Regions from separate parts of the Homo sapiens genome. Here regions 1, 2 and 4 are each linked to region 3. The links are chromatin loops, found by intact Hi-C in ENCODE. Cell type or tissue: PC-9. All regions are shown on one strand. Each heading gives the region's core, and the rest is flanking DNA. Links, peaks and the distances in the headings are about the cores only.

The links. Peaks named below come from ENCODE experiments on the same cell type or tissue, not always from the same donor. Only the 100,000 strongest peaks of a DNase experiment are listed, where the experiment ranks them.
Region 1: it touches region 3 in a loop (6-fold over the local background); 7 of 110 quality-filtered maps call a loop at or near these places.
Region 2: a loop joins it to region 3, with 6 times the contacts of the local background. A loop is called at or near these places in 3 of 110 quality-filtered maps.
Region 4: a loop joins it to region 3, with 6 times the contacts of the local background. A loop is called at or near these places in 6 of 110 quality-filtered maps.

What each region holds. Positions count from the first base shown.
Region 1 is chr22:46,525,126-46,531,082 of GRCh38, forward strand. All of the region lies in intron 1 of CELSR1 (cadherin EGF LAG seven-pass G-type receptor 1), which reads right to left. Among named protein-coding and RNA genes, the nearest start is that of CELSR1, 9.5 kb to the right of the region's middle. RefSeq lists an enhancer at 3,091-3,592. In PC-9, for the core only: no CTCF peak of the experiment used is centred there; DNase peaks (open chromatin) are centred at 466, 1,076 and 3,226; H3K4me3 peaks cover 1,272 bases; H3K27ac peaks cover 4,705 bases.
Region 2 is chr22:46,499,305-46,505,261 of GRCh38, forward strand. All of the region lies in intron 1 of CELSR1 (cadherin EGF LAG seven-pass G-type receptor 1), which reads right to left. Among named protein-coding and RNA genes, the nearest start is that of CELSR1, 35 kb to the right of the region's middle. RefSeq lists an enhancer at 1,040-2,014. In PC-9, for the core only: no CTCF peak of the experiment used is centred there; a DNase peak (open chromatin) is centred at 2,607; H3K27ac peaks cover 2,361 bases.
Region 3 is chr22:46,447,790-46,453,746 of GRCh38, forward strand. All of the region lies in intron 2 of CELSR1 (cadherin EGF LAG seven-pass G-type receptor 1), which reads right to left. Among named protein-coding and RNA genes, the nearest start is that of CELSR1, 87 kb to the right of the region's middle. RefSeq lists an enhancer at 5,479-5,957. In PC-9, for the core only: no CTCF peak of the experiment used is centred there; DNase peaks (open chromatin) are centred at 3,362 and 3,622; H3K4me3 peaks cover 636 bases; H3K27ac peaks cover 3,963 bases.
Region 4 is chr22:46,374,840-46,380,796 of GRCh38, forward strand. It overlaps CELSR1 (cadherin EGF LAG seven-pass G-type receptor 1), which reads right to left. Exons shown (of 35, transcript NM_001378328.1): 22 at 5,949-5,957; 23 at 3,752-3,878; 24 at 2,222-2,422. Among named protein-coding and RNA genes, the nearest start is that of TRMU, 42 kb to the left of the region's middle. RefSeq lists enhancers at 2,143-3,342, 2,793-3,087 and a silencer at 2,793-3,087. In PC-9, for the core only: no CTCF peak of the experiment used is centred there; DNase peaks (open chromatin) are centred at 482, 2,912 and 3,292; H3K4me3 peaks cover 1,185 bases; H3K27ac peaks cover 3,965 bases.

The sequences.
Region 1 (5,957 bases), core at 362-5,361, 77 kb after region 3:
AAGAGGAAGGCTGGGTCACTGAATTAAAGAGGGTCGTTTACGGCTGGGCGTGGTGGCTCACGCCTATAATCCCAACACTTTGGGAGGCCGAAGCGGGCAGATCACCTGAGGTCGGGAGTTCAAGACCAGCCTGACCAACACGGAGAAAGCCCCATGTCTACTAAAAATACAAAATTAGCCGGGTGTGGTGGTGCGCGCCTGTCATCTCCGCTACTCGGGAGGCTGAGGCAGGACAATCGCTTGAACCCAGGGGACAGAGGTTGCAGTGAGCTGAGATCGCACCATTGCACTCCAGCCTGGGCAACAAAAGCAAAACTCTGTCTCAAAAAAAAAAAAAAGAGGGTTGTTTACTACAACCCCTCCCAGCATTAAGGAATTTCATTCTAGGGAATTTGGGGCATTTATATGAACCCGTGTGTTCAGGTTACAGGAAAAGAAGAAAAAATTAGAAAACGATTTCCCCCAAGGCTGTGAACTGAAGAAATCACACCAAACTCAGGACTGCTTTCTACATGCTGCACCCAGAAGATAACATCTAATTCTGTTTGAATCCAAGTGCTGGCAGGGATGAGCCCCGTGGCACCGGGCCACAGGCCACACCCCAGCTAAGGTGGCCGCTGCCAGGGGCCCCAGACCCCATCTACCCACCTATCCCCTTCCTCAACAGGTTCTGCTATCGGGTTTCAAAATGTGCAGGCACAGGCACCAGCCCAAACCCAAGGGGACCCTTCAGCAGCGACACTGGGGCCAGCGTGGGGTTCTGGCACGCCCAGCAACATGGGCCCGCTCCAGGCGTGGCCAGCACCGCCCCTCCTGCCGGCTCCTGCCCAGGGCTTTGGGAACTTGCCCGGAGTTTCACCTGCCTGCTACTTCACCTAGACTTTTAAAAATGGTCTCTCAACACCCTGGTCGGTACATGGGGCCAGACATAGACCTCTTGTCCCCGGGCAGCTGGTGCTGAGGTGGGCGCCCTGCCCTGGTGAGTCCATGTCCCGTGGACCTGTGGCCCCTTCCATTCTCCCAGGCCCCTTTTTCCCGTCCGCCTCCTGCTCCTCCATTCCCTCCAGGTCTGATGACTCAGAGAGAGGCAGAAGTTACTGTCCTGGCAAACCCGTCTACGAAGCTTGGCCACAGTAGCCCTTTGGGAGACAATGAGGAAGACCTGACACTGCCCACTCCCAAAGCCCCTGAGACGGGCCAGTGCCACGCTAGGCTGCAGGACAGCTAGGTGCTGTGCGTAACCCGCCAACTCTGCTGGGCCTTTAGCTCAGCCTTGTGCAGGCCTGTCCCCATGACACCCTGCCTTCCCTCTGAGGCTGGGTCCTGTTCCCATCCCACTCATGCCAGCAACCTTGTCATTTGCTTCTCAGAGGCACCCCCAAACCACTCCACTCAGATCTCACAGAGGCCACCAAGGACCTGCCCTTGGCTAACCCATCACATCTCTGTCCCCAGGCTCTCCAACCGCCAGACGGCATCCATCACGGATGACCCCCTCGGAGACACTCGCCCTCCCTCAGCCTCCAGGGCCTGCACCCGTGGGCCCTCCCCTGCACGTGGTTATTCCTGCTCCAGCTCCCAAGCAGACTGTTCCCCACCCAGGAGGCTATTCGGGCCATGGCTCCTCAAGGCTGGGCCTGGGTCCCCTCCTAACTGCCAGCACCCTCACTTCTGTGTCCATAACCTGAGCTGGTCTCCCCAGTCTGGACCTGCACACACAATCAACTTCAGGACACTCTCAAAGACGCCCAGCCACACGGGGCCAAAAATGGCCTCACGTCTTCTCACCAAAGCCGATTCCCGGTAAGGACTCTGGCTCAGGGAACGAACCTCTCTCAGTTTCACTCTCATCCTCCCAGAGCCAGTTTTTTCTGGAAGGCACAGACAGGGAACATGCCTTAGGAGCTGCCCGGTCCAGGTTCAAATCCCACTGCTGCCATCACAAGCTGGTGCCCTGGGAGCCCTGTCCTTGGTTTGCTCATCTCTAGGATGGAGGTGGCGACGGTACTTTCCATACCACAGTGTGGCGGCTGGAAAACTGCAAGCGATGGGGCCTGCAGAGCCTGGGAGGGTTCCCGGCACATGGAGCACATCGGCTGAGATGTGTCTGACCATCTAAGCTGGCAAAGCCCTCCTCAGCCACCCCCATGCTGGAGCAAGCATGATGTCCCCAGCTTCCCTCCCCTCCACTCTCACCGCCCAGCAGCTGGGACATGGGACCCAGCTCTTGCCTAAATCCTCCCGAGGGGGCCCACCAAACCCTCCACAGTCAGCCCTCTCTCGACCCGGGGGATCCATCTGACTCCCGGTCTCCCTGCCCATCACACACTGCACACGTCCAGGGGGGTAGAGAAGAGTCCCAGCCCGCCCTTGCCTGCACCTGGTGTCACCACTCTACCCCTGAGCTCAGCCCCCTTGCTCATCGGATGGTCCATCTCCACCCAGCCGCAGAAGTCAGGACCACACTGGCTCTCCCGGCTTTCGCACACAGCAGGTGCTCAATAAACAAACCAACACTCCTTATTTCTGAGGCAGTGTTTCTCAAGGTATGAGCAAGCCACTGTCTCCAGACTTATCAGAGCTCTGAAATGGTTAACTCATTGCCAAAAGCACTGAACTCTCCTGGGAAGGTTTGACACTGGCAGAATCCTGCTTGGCCACTGAAGCAATTTAAGATGGTCCGACCCAGGCTGGGAGCGGTGGCTCACGCCTGTAATCCCAGCATTTTGGGAGGCTGAGGCGGGCGGATAGCCTGAGGTCAGGAGTTGGAGACCAGCCTGGCCAGCATGGTGAAACCCCATCTCTACAAAAATACAAAAATTAGCCAGGCATGATGGCGGGTACCTATAATCCCAGCTACTTGGGAAGCTGAGGCAGCTGAGGCAGGAGAATCACTTGAACCCGGGAGGCAGAGGTTGCAGTGAGCCAAATCATGCCATTGCACTCCAGCCTGGGAGACAGAGCAAGACTGTCTCAAAAAAAAAAAAAAAAAGGTCCGATCCTTCCCTACCCTGTGAGTTCCAGAAAAGCACGCTGCCATGCATCCAGACAATGCCTGAACAGTAGCCCGCCCCTACTTCCTTCTTTGCAATCGTCTGTTTAAAAGCCACTGCAATATCCTGTATTTAACTAGGCAAACACTTAGGGAAGCTTTATCAAGCCTAGACGACTTTATACCATCCACTCTCCACCAAAGTCAACGGCGAGAAGGTTACTCAATCCTGTTATTTCACCGAGTTTCAGTATTTTCTGACATGCCTGAATGACTCATCCGCCAATCATTCTCACCCACAAACGCCACTTTCCTACATCCATGGGTCTGCAACACACACAGCAGGAGAGGCAGGGACATCGCCTTTCTCCCAAGCTCCGCATTCTGCAACAAGAGGCCTACAGCCCTGCACCCACGGACACACACTCAAAGTGAATTAAAAATGACGTGGCCCGGCCACAGATGACTGGAGAAAAGAAATGTGGTACATATATACCATGGTGTACTATTCCACTATAAAAAAGAATGAGGCCAGACGCGGTGGCTCACGCCTGTAATCCCAGCACTTTGGGAGGCTGAGGCGGGCGGATCACGAGGTCAGGAGATCGAGGCCATCCTGGTTAACACGGTGAAACCCTGTCTCTACTAAAAATACAAAAAAATCAGCCGGGCGTGGTGGCGGGCGCCTGTAGTCCCAGCTACTCGGGAGGCTGAGGCAGGAGAACGGCGTGAACCCGGGAGGCGGAGCTTGCAGTGAGCTGAGATCGCGCCACTGCACTCCAGCCTGGGCGACAGAGCGAGACTCTGTCTCAAAATAAAATAAAATAAAATAAAATAAAATAAAAATAAAAAAGAATGAGATCCTGGGCCGGGCACAGTGGCTCACGCCTATAATCCCACCACTTTGGGAGGCCAAGGCAGGTGGATCACGAGGTCAGGAGATCGACACCATCTTGGCTAACACGGTGAAACCCCGTCTCTACTAAAAATACAAAAAAATTAGCTGGGTGTGGTGGCGGGTACCTGTAGTCCCAGCTACTCAGGAGGCTGAGGCAGGAGAATGGTGTGAACCCAGGAGGCGGAGCTTGCAGTGAGCCGAGATGGTGCCACTGCACTCCAGCCTGGGCAGCAGAGTGAGACTCCATTTCAAAAAAAAAAAAGAATGAGATCCTGTCATTTGCAACAACCTGGATGGAACTGGAGGTCATTATGTTAAGTGAAATAAGCCAGGCACAGAAAAACAAATATCCCACGTTCACACTTGCTTGTGAGATCTAAAAATCAAAGCAATTGAACTCATGGGGACAGAGAATAGAAGAATGGTTACCAGAAGCTGGGAAGGGGGTAGCAGGAGGAAGGTGGATGGTCAATGGGTACAAAAAAATAGCTAAAAAAATGAATAAGGCCAGGCACAGTGGCTCACGCCTGTAATCCCAGCCCTTTGGGAGGCCAAGGCAGGCAGATCACTTGAGGTCAGGAGTTCGAGACCAGCCTGGCCAACATGGTGAAACCTTGTCTCTAAGAAACATACAAAAATTAGCTGGGTGTGGTGGCGTGCACCTGTAATCCAATGTACTCAGGAGGCTGAGGTAGGATAATCACTTGAACCCAGGAGGTAGAGGTTGCAGTGAGCCGAGATCATGTCACTGCACTCTAGGCTGGGAGATACAGTGAGACTCCATCTCAAAAAAAAAAAAAGAATAAGACCTAGTATTTAGCCCAACAGTGAGACTACAGTCAATAATAATTTAATTGTACATTCAAAAATAACTAAAAGAGTATAATTGGACTGTTTATAACACAAAGGATAAATGCTTGAGGGGATGGAGACCCCATTCTCCATGATGTGATCATTACACATTGCATGCCTGTGCCAGAATATCTCATGTACCTCATAAATACATACATCTAACCAGGCACAGTGGCTCATGCCTATAATTTCAGCACTTTGGGAGGCCAAGGCAGATGGATCACTTGAGCTCAGAGGTTGGAGACCAGACTGAATAACATAGTGAGACCTTGTCTCTATTACAAATAATTAAAAAAAAAATCAGCCAGGTGTGGTGGTGCAATGAGCTGAGATCAAGGCTGACATGAATCGTGATCATGCCACTGCACTCCAGCTGGGGCAAGAGAGCAAGACCCTGTCTCATACACACACACACACATATATATATACACACACATAAATTTGTGTATATAATTTATATATAATTCATTATAACATATATTATATATTATATATAATTCATTATATATAAATTGTTTTTCAAAAATAAAAATAAAACAAAGAATGTCAATGTTTCTGAAAGACCACTGTCCAGAAAGAAGGCAGAGCACATTCAAGGCTTGAGTTGTCCACTGGGTCATCAGCCACGTTGCCCTGAAAAACGCAAACACAGCCTTTATACAAGCTCATAATAAAAAGTTCCTATCACAGAATTTAAAATCTCATTCAAAAACTATCGCAAAAAATGAACATCTTGTATCGCTGGATGTCATTCAAAACTGGCAGCTATTTGAATTTCACTATCTTCTGACTTCAAAAAATTTTCAAAAAATGTTTTCTCCTTGGTGGGCTACATAAAACCACCAACAACTATCTAGTCACAGTCACAGTGTTCAACCCCACGCCAGGCTAAATGAACTGCCCCCACCACGTGGGCCTTCCCAGGCCCTGCCCTCCGATGCGCTCCTCCCTCCTGGGCTCCTCTGCTGAAAGCTGGCAGCCCTTCCTGGAATGGCTCCCACTAAACGTAGTCGATGGCTGGCCTGTTGCATACAGCACCTCCAGGCTGGTCATATTGCATCAAAGGCTTTAGGGCATGGCTGTAAATCCTGGGGAAGCAACAACACTCCATTGAAAACAGTGGATGAGTTTGAAACCACCGCTTCCCCGCATTGTTCCTTAATAAAACCTCCAGATAATTCAAGGGCTGATCTTTTTGTTTGGTCTGTTTTCTAT
Region 2 (5,957 bases), core at 359-5,358, 51 kb after region 3:
ACAAGAAATACAGACAGCCAGTCAACATCTGAAACGAAGCTTCCTGGCAAAGGAATCAGAGGAAGGTGAAAATCACAGGCTACTTAGTACCCATCAGATTGGCAAAAATCTTAGACAATGATAACATCAAGCCTGTGAGGACATAGACGAACAGGCTTAGATGCCAGTGGCGAGAATATCAATCAGCAAAGCACTTTTTTGGGACAATTTGGTAATGTGATCAAGCTTTAAACACGATAAATCCATCCAATTGTATATATCTATTTTCAGGAAGCCCTGGCACAGATATGCAAAGACTTGTCCCAAGGACGGTCACCACTGAGTCACAAGAGCAAGAAATGTAACATGACCCACACCCCCATCTGTCCCTACCACAGGAGATTTTGCAGAATTTTCTCAAACTGTATCGAGGCAGCTTCCCGCGTGCTCCTGGTCCCCCACCCTTGGGACACCATCTCCCAGCATCCTCTGCTCTCGTCCCTCAGAACCCCAAGCCATTAGGCGCTGGCCCGGGATGGCCCTCTTCTGGATCCTTCTCATCTGTCAGACATAAAACCCCTCCACCGTCTGCAAACCCCTCTCCTAAAAGCCAGAACCGTGCCTCTTCCTCTCCTCCAGAACACGCCAGGCTCCAGGAGTGACCATCACCACCCAGCGGCCGCCCCCACCACCCTGAATGTCCATTTCCACCCCATGCCTGGCTCAAGGCTCAGCGGCGACCTCTCCCGCTTATCTTCCCAAACGGGTTGTTTTCTGTGAGTCCGGACTCTCTGCTCTGATCCCACCCCAGCCCCTGATCCTCCCAGCATGATCCCACCCCAGCCCCTGGTCCTCCCAGCATGATCCCACCCCAGCCCCTGGTCCTCCCAGCATGATCCCACCCCAGCCCCTGGTCCTCCCAGCATTGCTCAGCAGGAAAGCTGGGCTCACGGTGTCTGCAGGACTCAAGGAAGGGACATAACTGCGACAAAACCCTGGCGCCCGGTTTTCAGCACCGCGCTAGGTTTTAACTGCCTGCTGGAGATGACCTTTTATATGGAGCCGCTGACAGCCCCCTCCCCCATGGCGCAGAGATCACATTTACAGCGGTGGCGGTAACCATGGAAACTGGCAGTCGGTGCAGGAGGGCGAACGGTTGATGGGCAACCATGGGGACAATGGCAAGGCTCTGGGCTTATTCAGATGACTGGGGTGTGCTGAATGGGCTCTGAGCACAAAGGCCACTGGGAGCTCTGGGAGCTTCCAAAGGGGGCGTCAATGACACCCATAACTTGTCACAGAAGAACAGAGGCCCGAGCTAGCCCACACCTGTGTTTTTTGATCTCTGGGGGAGTTTACAACAATGACTCTGCAGGCCTTTTGTCAGATGCCATTTTTCTTACTTTATTATAATTATCTGGTCTGTTTTCTGGGTGACCTGGGAGCCTTTGACTGCAGTTTCAGAATGAAGCTCACCACCGTGTCCCCACAACTGGAGCTGCCCGGGAGGCCAGCAGCAGGTCAGGCCACTACATTGCGTCTCTCAGGCTCAGAACATCCCCCATCTGCGGGCAGAGCTGTCCTTGTAAGCACGCCCATGATGGGACCCGAAAATCAGCCCATTTACATGCCAAGTGCTGAGAACCCTGTTTCTAACACCCCTCCAGAGACCCAAAGATCTGAAATGTTAAGATGTTTCCACTAAGAAAAGTTTATTTATTTATTTATTTTATTTTATTTTTTATTTTATTTTATTTCATTTTTTATTGAGACAGAGTCTTGCTCTGTCACCCAGGCTAGAGTGCAATGGCATGATCTCAGCTCACCGCAACCTTCGCCTCCCGGGTTCAAGCAATTCTCCTGCCTCAGCCTCCCAGTAACTGGGCTTACAGGCACCCGCCATCATGCCCGGCTAATTTTTTTTTTTTTTTTTTTTTTTTTGAGACAGAGTCTCGCTCTGTTGCCCTGGCTGGAGTGCAGTGGTGTGATCTCGGCTCACTGTAACTTCCACCTCCCGATTCAAGCCATTCTCCTGCCTCAACCTCCAGAGTAGCTGGGATTACAGGCATGCACCACCACGCCGGGCTAATTTTTGTATTTTTAGTAGAGACGAGGTTTCACCATGTTGGCCAGGCTGGTCTCAAATTCCTGACCTCAGGTGATCCACCCGCCTCGACCTCCCAGAGTGCTGGTATTACAGGTGTGAGCCACCGCGCCCTGCCCCACTAAGAAAAGTTTTAAACAGACATTTAAATAAGCTAATAGGAGACCTTTTCGTGAAGTGGCATCTCATAGGAACCTACGGAAACACGCAAATATCCAGCCCTGAAAGCTGAAAACAAGCTGTGAGCCAAAACACTGTATGATGTGCTTTTTTTCCTTCAGTCAATGCAACAAAGATCTGAAATGTTATTTGTTTTTAAATGCCAAACATCACTCCCTTCAACACTGACATCTCAGATGAGCAATAGCAGAATGGATCTTTCCATGAACTCCAAGAGTAATTCCCCAAAAAGAATTCCCGAAGAGTTCCCCCGCTGGCACAGTCATGGGCTTCCTTGTCTTGAAGAGAAAACAAAGAAAAATCATCTGATCTGCACCCTCCAGGGAGTAATATGTGACTCACTTCATTCTGAAGGAGCAGAGGAAGCTCATTACATTTTTATAAACTACTCAGAAAACTGCCCTGTAGAAAACAGGGCTGGGCGTGGTGGTTCAGGCCTGTAACCCCAGCACCTTGGGAGGCCAAAGTAGGAGTATCCCTTGAGCCCAGGATTTTGAGACCAGTCCAGGCAATGTAGCAAGGCTCCATCTCCAGAAAAAATAAAGTAGCTGGGCACAGTGGCGCACAAGCCTGCAGTCCCAGCTACTCAGGAGGCTGAGGTGGGAGGATCACTTGAGCCCAGGAGGTCGGGGCTGCAGTGAGCTATGATTGTGCCACTGCACTCCAGCCTGGGTGACAGAGTGAGACCTCATCTCAAGAAAAGAAAGGGAAGGGAAGGGGAAGGGAGGGTGGGGAGGGGAGGAAGAGGGGAGGAAGAGGGGAGGGTAGGGAGGGGGAGAGGAGGTGGGGAAAGTTGGAGGAAAGGGGAAAGGGGAGGGAAGGGTAAAGTGGAAAGAAGAGGGAAGGGGAAAGGGGAGGGAAGGGGAGGGAAGGGTAAAGTGGAAAGAAGAGGGAAGGGGAAAGGGGAGGGAAGGGGAAGGAAAGGAGAAAGAGGAGGGAAGAGAGGGAGGGAAAGACGCAGAAAAGGAGGGAGGGAGAGAGGGACGTTATTGAGAAACTGGTGATCAAAGTCACTAGTGACAAAGCTGACTCTTCCGAAGCCCCAGTGGCATGGCCAATACTTTGCTTTGTGCTTTACAAATCCCTGTGAAATTGGTCTCACCACCCCACTGTCACATGGGGAAATCGAGATTCTCAGAAGCTGAGTGACAAACCTGAGGTCACCAGGCAAGTGACAGATGAACCCCATGATCATAGCCCCACACTCTCCTGACTCTCTCTAACTGTTCCCCCTTAACATTAACTATTAAACCACCGTGGCCAAAATCGGCAGCAAGGCGTTTTTAAAGAAGCATGCTCCGTAAGAGGTGGTACAGCCACTGCTGACCTTAACATAATTCCCGGGAGACAGCAAGCTGCACAAGAGTGTGCACCCCGGGAGCAGGTCCCCGCAGGCCACGGCACTCGGAGAGAAGATCAAAGGCTCGAGTTGGAAGTGCCCACTCCATGGGCAACTCCAGGACAGCCCCCCTTCTCCGTGCCCACCCTCTGCAGCAGCTTTGTCCCTTAACAGTCGGGGGAGGCTCTCTCCTGATGAGGTAAGTGGCCTCGGATGGCCTCAGATGGACAAGACTCAGCTTAGCTATAATCACAGGACAGGGACAGGACCTAAGACCCAAGCAGACTTGGAGCCCTTGGAATAGAGGCCAGCCCCCAGCAATCCAACCTGCCTCGCTCCAGCCAGGAGGGCAGCAGACCCTTTGCTGGGAGATTCAGCCTCTGCTTCCAGCGACCCTTTCATGCCAGACGCTACCAGGGCAGCTGAGAGGGTGCTGAGCACGCAGGACGGGAGCCACACCTGTACTTCCTTCTGTTTCCCAGCCTGGGTGCACTGATCTCCCCTCCCTGCCATCCCCATGGTGGTGAGGACACAGGGGAGGCCCCTACAGCCGTCCCCACTGTGACCACGGGAGGCTACTGAGACACAGGAAGAACCACATTCACTATGAACTCAACCAACTGCATCCAGCGAGAGGAAGCCAAGAGGCCCGAGGCCGGACCAGGCACTTCTTGATCCGCCCGTTCCTTCACTTAAGCCTCATGCAACCCTACGGGGTCAGTATTACTGTCCCTATTTTTAAAAACCGAAAACGGGGCCCAAAGAAGTTAAGCAAGTTGTCCAATGGCACACAGAAGCCACTAATGAACAAGACGGAGATCCCACAACAAAAAATATTTAAGGCTGGGTGCAGCGTCTCACGCCGGTAATCCCAGCACTTTGGGAGGCTGAGGCAGGAGAAACTGCTTAAGGCCAGGAGTTTGAGACCAGCCCTGGCAACACAGCAAGACCTCTGATAAAAACTAAAAAATTTTAAAAGTAGCCAGGTGTGGCGATGTGCATCCGTAGTCCCAGCTACTCAGGAGGCTGAGGCAGGAGGATGGCTTGAACCCAGGATTTGAGGTTACAGTGAGCTATGACAGTACCATGCACTCCGGCCTGGGCAACAGAGCAAGACCTTGTCTCAAGAAGAGAAAAAGAAAAACATAAACATTTAAGACCTACATGGCAAAAGAGACCATTGAGTTAAAATAAAATTCAAAATTATGAAAGATATTTGCAACAAGTTAAAAATTCAAAATAGTTAAAGAAATGTAAATCGATAAAAGATAAGCAATCTAACTGAAACTGCAGACTGGCAATTCACAGAAAAAACAGGAATGGCTGGCCAAGCGCAGTGGCTCACACCTATAATCCCAGCACTTTGGGAGGCCAAGGCAGGCGGATCACAAGGTCAGGAGTTTGAGATCAGCCTGGTCAATATGTTGAAACCCCATCTCTACTAAAAACACAAAAAAATTAGCCGGGTATGGTGGCAGGCACCTGTAGTCCCAACCACTTGGGAGGCCGAGGCAGGAGAATCGCTTGAACCCAGGAGGCGGAGGCAGCAGTGAGCTGAGATTGCGCCACTGCATCCCAGCCTGGCGACATCTGTCTCCAAAAAAAAAAAAAAAACAAAAAAAAACAGGAATGGCTGCTAAGCAGATAAAAAACTGCATCTTCCCCAAAGAGACATGCAAATCAAAAAAGGAAGACATTTATTTTTACCTACAGGATTAGAAAAGAATAAAAGAGCTAATCTCTCCAATGAGGATGAAAATATGGCAGATTTCATCTTCACACACGGCTGGCTCTAGTATTAATTAGCACAAATATTCCCGAGGCCATTTGACCACGGTTATCAAATGTGAGGTATGCAAATCCTCCGCACCAGTAATTTCACTTCTGAAAATTTATTCCTCAGCAAAACCTCAAAAGTTACTCACACACACACAGACCACACATCAAACTAATGTTCCCTGAAATGTTATATGAAAAAGAAACTTGGAAACAAATATAAAAAAGAGTGCTGGCTGAATATATTGCAATACATCAACACAGTGGAAAATGAGGCCATCTCAAAAGAGCAAGGAAAGGCCGGGTGCGGCGGCTCACGCCTGTAATCCCAGCACTTTGGGAGGCCGAGGCGGGCGGATCATGAGGTCAGGAGATCGAGACCATCCTGGCTAACACGGTGAAACCCCGTCTCTATTAAAAATACAAAAAATCAGCAAGGCATGGTGGCGGGCTCCTGTAGTCCCAGCTACTCGGGAGGCTGAGGCAGGAGAATGGCGTGAACCCGGGAGGCAGAGCTTGCAATGAGCCGAGATGGCGCCACTGCACTCCAGCCTGGGCGACAGAGCAAGACTCTGTCTC
Region 3 (5,957 bases), core at 559-5,558:
TTGTATTTTAAGTAGAGACGGGGTTTCACCATGTTGGCCAGGCTGGTCTCGAACTCCTGACCTCAGGTGATCTGCTCGCCTTAGCCTCCCAAAGTGCTGGGATTACAGGTGCGAGCCACCACACCCGGCCAGAAAAGCATTCTTAACGGCAAAAGAAAAGCTCCCAGGAGCCAAGGCCCATCCAGCCCTCATGGCCTCATGCACCTGCCCCGCCACTGGGGACCTGTCCCATACCAGGCTTGGGGCTGGTGCACTGCCCTGCCTGCCCAGAGACCCTAGCACCAAAGCCATCAACCCTTGGCCTAAGGGGCTTCCAGAAAAGCCCTGGCTTCACAGGGCTTCAGCAAACGGCTTACCTGCTGCAGGCGGGGGCTGGGTGCTGGGTGTGCTCCTGGTCTGTGAACAAGGAAGGGGGTGCCCAGAGGGTCTCCACATCATTACATGGAGACTCTGGCAGGGGGCTGGACACAAGCCCAGGGAAGACAGAGGGCATGGGGGTGGGGGCAGAGGGCCCACGCGAGGGGATGCTGATGTGAACCCCTGGCTCAAGAGCTCCAGAACTTACCCCTGGGGGGCTGCTCCAGGAGCTAGGAGAAGAGAGATGCAGGGTCTCAGGGCTCACCTAGAGAGGGGGCACAGCAGGCAGAGAACCTCAGGACCTGGGGGAGGGCTGGGAACGCGCTGGGAACGTGCCCCAGGAGGGGAAGGGCGTGTAAAGATTGACCACTTAAGTTCTTAAATAAATAAAAAGACAATTCCTTTCTGGTCCTAAGAAACAGCTAAGAGCTTTGAACTAGAAAAACTAGAATTTCCAAAGGCCACAATGGTAAAACTCAAGCACTTGATGAAGGCTTAGTTTATGCAGAATTAACGATCAAAATGAAACACAAGAACAGAGAACAAGGAGTGAGTGGAAGGGCCCGGGAACAGGAACACAGGGCAATTTCAAAGTCAGGTCATATCACGCAAATGCACAAAACCTGAAGTCAACTCAAAGCCCCATCAAAGAGCTCAGTCCTAACACTGGATCCTAGGATGCAGAAAGCACAGTCTTGAAGACACAACCCAACAGCGTGGCTCATGTGTCAGAAACTTCACTACCAGAGAAAGCACACAGATAGGAGGCCAAGAGGGGAACGTTACAGGGTTTCTAAGAGGAAAAGGGTATGTCAGAAATGATAAAACACCACACGAATTTGCCCATCTGTTATTCCATTCACTCATCTATCCATCCTTCCATATACCCACCCACTCATTCACCCACCCCTCCACCCTTCCATCCATCCATTTATTCACCCATGAATCCATCCACCCATCCATTGTTCATCCACCCACCCACCCAGCTTCCATCCACTCACCCAGCTTCCAAGCACTCACCCAGCTTCCATCCAACCACCCATCACACATCCATCCATCCATCCGACCACCCATCACACATCCATCCAGCCATCCAACAACCCATCATGCATCAACCCACCCATCCAACTATCCACCATTCATCCATCTATCCACCCATCACACATCCATCCATCCATCCATCCAACCACATCACACATCCATCCAACCACCCATCACACATCCATCCATCCATCCAACCACCCATCACACATCCATCCATCCATCCAACCACCCATCACACAGCCATCCATCCATCCAACCACCCATCATGCATCAACCCACCCACCCAACTATCCATCATTCATCCATCTATCCACCCTTCCACCTACTCACCTGCACTCAGCTGCCCACCTGTCCCTCCACCCACTCATCCATCTAATAAACTGCCAGCGTGGGCCATTCTTTAGGCAGTGGGGTTATAAGAATGAACAAAACAGATCCCTGCCCTCATGGAGTTTCCATCTAGGTAAAAAAATGTCAGATGTTCAGAAAAACCAAAAATACATGAAGAGTTATAGCAGATGGAAAAAGCAGAGGGGGAAGCTTTGAAGGGGTGCTGGCATGGAGGTGGAGGGGAGGGGAGGGGTCAAGCTGAAGAATTCAGGCAGGGCAGCCATCAAAGTAGGGTCAGGACCAGAAAGGGTGGGCACAGCTAAGGCTCCTCGCCAAGCCCTTTCCACCCCATCAGATTCCAACCAAACCTGAGAAAGTACCTCCAGCCTCCAACATACATGGCTCACGTGCTCACACACACTCACATGCACGCACTCACATGCTCACACACACTCACATGCATGCCCACAGGCACACACAGGGGTTCCCACCGCAGGGCAGTGGAGGCAGAGCCCCAGCCCTTTCCTGTTCTGCAACGTGACAGTCCCACACCAGCAAGGCCCCCACCGGAGATAGGAGCTGCACAGAAAAGCCCAGGCGGCTGCAGCCTCAGCAATGGGTCATGCACAGCAGTCCACTGCCAGTCAGGACCCTGCCTCTTCCCGGGGACTTCAGAACCCCTGTGGCATGCAGCCCCAGGCAGAAGCCAGGCCAGCAGAGGCCCCCAGCCACCAGGGCCTTTGTCCAGCAACAGAGCTGTGGGGGAGGACGTGCTACCAACTCGGCCCTGCAAGGCAGGCTGACATAGAGATGGAGGGACAGACAGGGCAGGGCCACATGGCGTCCCAACAGCTCAGGTGACGCTCCCTGACCCTGGGTATCCCCAGGTTCACATTTGGGGATGAGAACATGAGCACTTTCACAGCAACCTCCTCCAGAGGTGAGCACAGTCCACACATGACCTTCCCTACAAGGCAGGCCGCAGCACCTGGCTGGTCAGATGAGTACACGAAGGTTCAGAGAGGGCAGTTACTTGTGCTGGGTCACACAGCTGCATGGGTGGGAGCGGGAGTTAAGCCTGCATCTGCCTTAATGTCCACACAGAGCTTGCAGGGACGGGTCCAGTGAATGAGTGCACCTCACTGCCTTCCCTGGACAGGTGTCCCCTCCGAATGTCCCTATAGGAGAGGCCGACCAGGAGGCGAGATTGCAGGGGCCTCAGCACCCCATTCCAAACCCCCACAGCACTGCTGTCAGGACAGAGGTTTCCTGAGCAAGATCCTGGCTAGTGCCTCAGTTTCCCCAGCTGTAATAAATCCATCCCCCAAGGCAGGGATTTCTGTCTCTCTTGGGCCAGGAGCATTCCCCAGCACTAACAGGCTGATGTGAGTGAAACAGCTCATTTGGTACGGCTGTGAGCTACGCACCTGCGCAAGGGCGAGGTTACTATTACTGGTCCCTGTTCCTCCTGTTCCTCACTGCCTTCCTGAGACAGGAGGCACCCTCTGTTCACCCCTCCATGCCCCACTCCCTCTCCTCCTCCCCAGCTCCCACCGGGAACTGCTGTCTGTCAGCACCCACGTCTGCCCTTGGGTTTCACGCATTGTTTGACTTTCTCACCTCCTGGTGACTTGCTCTGCACCTGGAATCCCTCCTGAGTCACACCTACAGGCGGCCCAGCCCTGCCCCACCTGGCAAGGTAGCCAGGAAAGCCCTCAGCAGGAGGCCCAGACCCCCGCCCCACAAGGAGGGAGCTGGGAAGGGGGAGGCCAGGGGAGCCCGGCACTGCAGAAGCCGCTTGTCCAGGGCTGGCCTTCTCTGCGTGACTGCATTAGTGTCTCTGAAACAAATTCCCAGATGATCTCCAGACACACCCATTTAAAAAAATAAGAAATGCATTCCAGCAGCAAAGAAAAATGATTCCCACTGATCCACTGCTTTGCTGTTTCTTACGGGAGTCACCTACACGCTGAGGGCTGGAAACCCTGCCGAACCTGAAGGATGGGTGCATGTTTGACCGTCTTCTGGTGCTTGCAGCAGCTCCAAGCCAAAGGCTCCAGTAGCATGCGGGCCCAGGTGACCCCAGCCTGGAATCACCCTCGGGGACACAGCCTTTCAGAAGAGGGGCTCCCTACAACCTCCTTCTCCACAACACCGACGATGGAGGAGAGACTAGGAAATAACCCACCCTGTAATGGGCTACACGGTGGCCCCCAAAAGGAAGTGTCCACATAGTAATTCCTAAAATCTGGGAATGTTACCTTATATAGCAAAAGAAGGAATTTTACTTATATGGCAAAAGTGCAATTAAGTTAAGGATCTTGAGATGAGGCAATCCGATTAGCAGGTGGGCTCGATGCAATCACAACATGAATTATCGTAAAATGAGCGCAGAGGGAGATGAGAAGCAAGGGGAAGGGCTGGTGCACAGGGAGGCAGAGCCTGGAGCCAGGCAGCCGCAAGCCAAGGCCTGCAGCCACCAGGCGCCGGGGAGGCAGGGGGGCTCCTCCTAGAGCCTCCAGGAAGCGCAGCCGGCCCTGCCAACACCTTGATTTCGGCCTTCCAGCTGCAGAACTGAGGGAAGGCATGTCTGTTATTTTCAGCGCCCCGGTTTGTGATCACTTATCACAGCAGTCCTAGGAGAACGAGGCCCAGAACACACCGAGGAAACCAGCCAGTCAGCAGGAACCCTCTTCCAGGGTCAATCTCCTGAGGAAGCTGCACCCCAAAGCCTCCCAGCATCTCCTGGAGCCTACACAGACCTGGAGCCACGGGAGATAAAACACTCCTTGTTTGCCAGGGCTCTTATGGCACCGGGAAGACAGCGGCATGAGGACCCAGTGTGCCAAACAAACACAGCGTCTCCTGGGCCCGAGTGGACTCGGGAAGTCCTGGTTGCCAAGACTGGTAGGGGAGGGGCAACCACAGGACTCTGGATACCACAACACCTGGTCCCTGGCACTGGGGGTACACACAGCTGGCACTTAGGGGGCGGTCAGCCCTGCTGATCACCAGGACATGAGGGTCCCTACAGCCCCAGCACCAACCTGGGTACAGAACCCCATCTCGACTCCCCCTGCAGGGCGTTTCCAACCCCCTCAAAACAAACCCAGGGTCCTTCCAAGCCAAGGCGTGGGCCAGGGACTTGGCTCTCTTTAGAAGGACGTTGGTGGCAGCTCAGGAGGCCTCCAGGACCCAAGATGAGGATGAGCCTGGTGGTGGGTCCTACCTAGAGGGGACAGGGCCCAGCCAACACTTCCTGGTCCTGGAGTGAGGGGGACGCAGACTTCACGCCGCCCTTGGCCCAGCACATGCCAAGAAGACAGTGCCACTGTCGGGCAGGCGGGGCTCCCCTGTGCCCTCCAGGCCTCAGTAGTTGCTTTTCTCCAGGGGCCATGGGGTTGGGCACAGCCTGGAAACAGCCTTGTCCAGGGAGGATAGAGTTGAGTGGGGACATTCAGGTGGGATGGGTCTAGGTCTTCCACCCAGGGGAGAGGGCACTGTGCAGCCTGGCGCCCCACTGAGCACTTGGCTCCTGATGGTAGGGAGAGGGCTGGCCCTGCCATGCCTCGGAGGGAGGCAGGTTGGGGGGCCTGGATGTGGGGCCAGGGTCTGGCCATGCTCCTGCTAGACATGGAAAGACGACCGAGGAAGGTGAGCCAGGCAGCTGTGCACAGCAGGGCTGGAAGGGACGTGCCCGGTGCGTTCGTTATCAGCATGCAGGGAAACCGTGCCAACTACGAACAGCAGCATGCCCGGGCTCAGCTGGAATGCTAGCGAAAACCTCACTCATCACGAGAAAAGGCTGCTCAGCACCCCAACGGTTCAAATTCCCCTGGCCACACCAGTGCGGGCCAGGACAGACAGTGCACTAGTGACAGATCAACGTCCAGAAAAAATGAGCACGAATTCTTAATTCATCACTTGGAGTTGGGGGTCACGAACTGCCCTCATTAATACAAAGTCTACCCCCGCTATGTCCAGCCAGCTTCATCTGATAAGTGTAACCCCACCACACCCAGCCCTGGCAGGCCAGAGGTGCGTGATTAACCTGGCCCCTGGCCCCCAGGAGCAGGACAGAGGCGGCTTTGTCTGTCCACACCAGAGAAAAGGCTTGAAAGTGCTGACCGGAAGCGGGTGAGAGAGCAGAGAACACTCGCCCCCGAGGTCGTCTGGGTCACTACTCTCAGGGCAGAGGCTCAATTCGGACTCTCCAGCAGCTCCCA
Region 4 (5,957 bases), core at 458-5,457, 73 kb before region 3:
CGCAGGAGCAGCGACCCTGCCATATGGGCCCCGCACACGGAGCCCCCGCCAGCCCGGGGCCTCGGCCTCGGGAAGCACCTGGGAGGCGGCGGGGAAGGTTGGCCCTGGCTGGTCTGACACACGCCTCGGGGCTCGTCCTTCATGGGCCAGGCCTGGTGCTCCACCTACCACTGCTGGGAAGCCATGGAGGCTTCTCAAGGGTGACCTGCGAGGTGGGGGTGCCTGCCTTCCCTCTTGAGGTAAGAGGGGTCTGGTCCCACCGCTTGCCGTAAAAAAGGAGGAGCAGCTCAGGTCTGCACGTGGCCCTGAGCAGCTCGCCGGAAGGTTCCAGCCTGGTCTTTTTATTCCGTTTCCCTTCCCAGGGCCGGTCCAGCCCCACAGACACCGTCTCCACCCACGAGTTGGAGGCGGCCTCCCTGGCTCATGCGCCACACCTTCCTTGGCCTCTGCAGGTGTCCCATCTCACCCAGACCCTGCCTCTCAATGGGTGGTACCTTCAACTACTCATTCTCCCTTCTGGAGACGTCAAACTCCCCTGACTCCTCCTTCCTGCCTGCTCCATAACCGGTTGGTCCTGTCCCTCCTTTCTCCCCGTGCCCAGTGCCCTGGCTTCAGTTCTGGGTCTCCACCCCACCTCCCAGGCCTGCGCATTATCAGACTGCTCTGATCTTCTGCCCGTCGTCCACCTGCTGCCAGGCTCTTTTTTTTTTTTTTTTTTTTTTGAGACAGGGTCTCACTCTATTGTCCAGGCCAGAGTGCAGTGGCACCATCTCAGCTCACTGCAACCTCTGCCTCCCGGGTTCAAGCGATTCTCATGTTTCAGCCTCCCAAGTAGCTGGGATTACAGGTGCGTACCACTATGCCCAGCTAATCTTTGTATTTTTAGTAAAGACAGGGTTTCACCATGTTGGCCAGGTTGGCCTCGAACTCCTTGACCTCAAGTGATCTGCCTGCCTCGGCCTCCTAAAGTGCTGGGATTACAGGCATGAACCAACGTGCCCAGCCTAATTGTTTCTCATAACGTGCCTGTAGACTATTTTAGATTTTTTCTATGAGATCCTTCATGTTACCTAATAATGACAGCTTTGTTTCTTCCTTTCTGATCTCTATGCTTTTGTTTTCCTTATTCATTGCACTGGCAAGGCCACCCTGCACCACAGTGGTGAACGTGAGTGGGTTCCTGATGTTACAGGGGATGCCTCCAGTATCTTCCCATTGTTATTTATTGCAACTGCAGGTTTTCTGTAGATGTCTTCATTAGATTAAAGTTTCCCCTAGTCCTAGTCTGTTCAAAGGTTTTTCTTTCTTTCTAATCATTAATGAGCATAACATTTATCAAAATTCTTTTGTACATTCATTTCTGAGAAAAATAATATTTTTCCCTTAAATGTACTGGTGAGGTAAATGGCATTCATAGATTTTTAAAATGTTAAACCATCCTTGCATTCCTAAGATAAACCCAACCTGGCCGTGGTTTTTATACTGCAATGCAAATTCTCTAACGGTGAGAGGACTATTTAGTCTTTCTACATCTTAAATCATTTTGTTTTGTTTTGAGACAGTCTCGCTCTATTGCCCAGGCTGGAGTGCAGTGGCTCCATCTCTGCTCACTGCAACCTCTGCCTCCCAGGCTCAAGCAATTCTCCTGCCTCAGCCTCCTGAGTAGCTGGGATTACAGGTGCCCGGCACCACGCCCAGCTAATTTTTGTATTTTTAGTAGAGATTGGGTTTTACCATGTTGGCAAGGCTGGTCTTCCTGACCTCAAGTGATCTGCCTGCCTCAGCCTCCCAAAGGGATCCTGGTGGGATTACACGCATGAGCCACTGCCCTTAAATCACTTTTGACAAGAGTTGTATTTTCCTGGGGATGTACACAAGAATCACTTGAACCTGGGAGGTGGAAGTTGCAGTGAGCTGAGATTGTGCCATCTCACTCCAGCCTGGATTGACAGAGCGAGACTCTCAAAAAAAAAAAAAAAGAAAGAAAGAAAGAAAGGGCCCCCCATCTCCCAATAGAGTCAAAGTGCTTGGGCCTGCCAGTGAATCCCACATCTCCACCCACAGCCTGTGACCAGGCACGTTCCTGAAAGGGCATCTGTGAAGCAGAGGTGGGGGTGGTGAGGAGGAGCTAGCCAGGGTGCTTGGAGTGGCCAGGACAGGACTATGGTAGCTGCTCCAAGCTGCGGCCCAGACAGTGGGGAGGGGAGCAGAGTGGCCATACCGGGTTTTCCGTCTGGTTGATCCCAATCACGAACACCAGCTGAGAGAGGAAGAGCGCCACGGCGAGGTGCTTGTGAATGCTGTGCAGGTTGGAGCGCAGCATGCGGACCAGGCTCAGGAGGACGAAGGCCACCAGCAGGGCTGCCAGTGACAAGGACACAGCGGCATAGGTGACAATCTTCAGAGGCAGGACCTCCCCGTTCTATGGGCAGGAGGGTTAAAGGCAGGAGAGAAGGTAAGGGCCGAGGCTCAGATCTGGTCATTGCATAACAGAGATAAATTACACACTTGCTTATGAAACGATCAAGGCTGGCAGGATCAGGCTGGGCTGGGGAGGCCGAGTGCTCATGGCTCTGGGCCTGGAACTGCCCCTCCTGAGGCTCCTTCAATGCCCTGGGCCCTGGGCATCCCTGGGGCCTGCGGCAGCACGCCAGGCTCCCTCCACTGGCTTGGGGGCCGTTCAGAGACCTCTGGCTTTGGGGCGCCCAGGCCATGGGAGCCTCGGACTCTCACTCCAGCCTCCTTTCTTCTGCCTCAATTTCAGCTTCCTTGGCCCACATGTCACCTGGCATCCTGGCCATGAGACAAGCCCCAACCCCGCCCACATATGAACAAACTCCACTAATCACTGACCCCGTCTCCAGGCTGGGTCCTGCTGGGGAGTGACATTTGCCCATGAGACAGGGGCAGAGGCGGGTCAGCTTCACCTGCATATTGCACAAGAGGCCGCTGCCCTCCTCCAGCCCCGCCTGAGGGCTGACTCACCCTTCCAAGAATGTGACAGAAACCAGGGCCACTTCACATCAAAAAGCCCTCGGAAAGGACAGTGGCCTGGGCCCTTGAGCCACAGTGCAACCCCGGGGAGGGGCCGGGGGAGGCTACCCAGGCCCCTGGTTCTGACTCCTAGACCCCAGGGTCCCACACAGGCCATGGCCAGGCTGGCTCCCACCTCCCTCCTGTCTGGATAACGGGAGGCCAGGACAGCGCTCGGGCCATTCCCCAATTCATCTGCAGCCCACAATGGCCGGCTCACATTCCCAGGCCGCTTAAAATGCCAGAGGTTAAACATTAGCCGCCCAGCCTTTTGTCCTGCTGCCCTGCGTGTGGCCCCGAGGGAGAGCGCCCAGCAGCTGTCACCTCCCTTAGGATCAAAGCAGGTGGGGAGCGGCACCGTCCAACAGACCCGCACTGAAGTGAGGGGCAGGTTCCGAGAGCTCCTCGGAGCCTGAGCTTTGGGTCTGCCATTCCGGGGTTTAATACATAACCAGGGCTCTCTGAAAACCCTTATAATGGGGCTTTGTTATGGAAATCCTCAGACTCTGGCCAATCCTCGAATATGTGTTTTAATCGGTTGATTTGTTTTGTTCCAAGCACTTAGAATGGAAGATTTAGTTTGAGGAGGGGACAGATTTGGGGGCAGGCTCAGCAGGTTTGAGGACGGGCAGGTTTGGCGGGGAGGTGCAGGTTTGGGGGGGAGGGGCAGGTTTGGCGGTAGGCCCAGAGGGCACAGTGGCCACGGGAGGATGCCCACCTCACGCCTGGAGATATCCATGAGCACCGCAAAGCTGGCTGTGTGGCTGCACTGGCAGGCGACATGTGTCCGGTTCCTGGACAGGAGCTCGCAGCCCCGGGCAGACCACCCTCCCGTCCCACCAACGCTGCGGAGAGGACAGAGAAGGGGCAGGGGTAAGACGGTTCCCTCTGCCCATGAGTCTGTAAAGGGCAGCCTTTGCCCAGCCCTGGGGGCTCCCAGGCCATCCTGGCCAAACCAAACAGCAGGTGCCGTGAGTGCTGAAAGCCCAGCGCCCTCGCAGGCTGCTCCCCACCGTGTTCCTCACCAGCCCCCTACACCGAAGACAAGAGCCACCTGGCTGTAAGAAGAGCAGCCTCACTGCCGCGGAGGCAGGACCATGGGAACAGTCTCCCTTCCCTTCTGTGTCTGGTCAGGGCCTCCAAGGAGCACCCTCTGAAGTTCAAGTTCTACGTGCCATCTAGCAGCAAAACTCAAATGGGGCTGTCTCGCGTCCGCCCCGCTGCTGGAACCACTGCCCGGGGTTCACACAGCTGCGATGCGGTCCCGTCTCCTTCTGAGGGCAGACGCTCTCAGAAAGGACATCTCACCTTCCTCTGACACTTTCATCTTCAGATTGCACAATGTTTTATGGGAACTGCCCAGAAGCCAGGGCCCCATTATGACTCCCGTTTTACTGATGGGAAGCCCCAAATAACAAGGTGTTATAAGGTGTGTCTCAGCTTCAGACAGGGCCCTGCCCTCGCAGACTCTGGGAAAAATCACATAACCTCTCAGATCCTTACTTTGCTAATCTGTAAAATGGGATGTTAGCATTAATATGTTTGGCACAAACTTTACAATCTGGGAATAATAAGTGCAACATAAAGCAGAGAGCAGGTCATTAGAGCTGGAGCTAATTGCCAGGACGCAGATGAATGCCCAAGACAGACAGCCGGGCCTGACGTCCGTCGTGGTGGAATGGGTTCCTTTCTTCTCTCTTTTATAAGCCAAGCGCCTACTACATTCCAGGTGCCATGCTGGTTGCTTATTAACTAGAACTTGGAAAGCACAGAAGCAGGAGAAGAATGAGGCTGGGCTAACCGGGCTCGCTCACCATAGCGCCACCCCCAGCACAGCCCCCACTCACGGCTCCTCACTGTGCCCAGGGCAACTGTGATGGGGGCAGCGTTCCTGCTGCACAGACGTCCCCAGATGCACAACGCTCCGCAGATTCAAGCCTGACTCCTGCATGGCGTCTCCCCTTCCCGGCACTCCCTCCCGGTGTGTGGGGAGGCAGTGGGTCTTCCCCTCCCTGACTGTGCTCCCATCCCGGCAACAGGGCCCTTCCCACCACACCCCCGTTCCAGTGCCTTCTTCTAAACAGAGACAGCAAAAGTGAAAACCAACCAGCAGAGAAAAGGCAAGCTCCCTGTAACGATAGAGCAACTCAAATGTCCACACCTCACGTGAACTCTGCAGCTAAAAAGCAAAACCAAAGCACAAACACTACTGGCTCCCAGCAGACGGGAGCCACACTGTGGTGCTGAATCCAGTCTCACGTGTGGGTGAGAATCACTCATTTTGCATTTTTCTAACGACGAAACGCCTTTCCCTCGCTTGCATGGATGCTAGAACACAGATTCTCGCGCACAGATTCTCCTGCGTTCGCCACTCTGTGACTCTCTGACGCTGCTTCTGAAACGGGCCAGATAAACTGTGCTGCGGCCAGGTGTGGCCTCTTGGGGGTGAAGCCAGTCCCCACAGCTAGACTGTGTCAGCCTCTCGGGCAAGACCGTCAGCAGATGGGCTCTTAGGCCAGTCTCTGGGTTCTGTCTCCCGTGTGTGACCGGAATGGGCCTGTCTTATCCGGCGGTGAACTGGGCACTACACTAGTGTTGGCCGCTGCATGTCGGGAGTCCCGCAGGTGAGGGGTCCCCTTCCTGGGTGTCAGCCTTGAGGGATCTCTCTGTGCGCCTGCACATCTGTATCTCCACGTGCAGGTCTGTGTGCATCTGTGTGTGGACATCTAGGGGAGGACTCTGATATTCCCACAGAAGCAGAGCAGGAGGCTCACTGCCCCCACGGGGGACTTAAAGGGGAAACACAGACCACAAGAGACCGTCCTCTTGGGGCGCTCTGCCACTGAGCCCCCGACCCTGCGGGGGCACTCTGCCTTGGCAAAGCCCTCACATGGGGCTCCTGGCGTCACACTTACGCCAGGGAG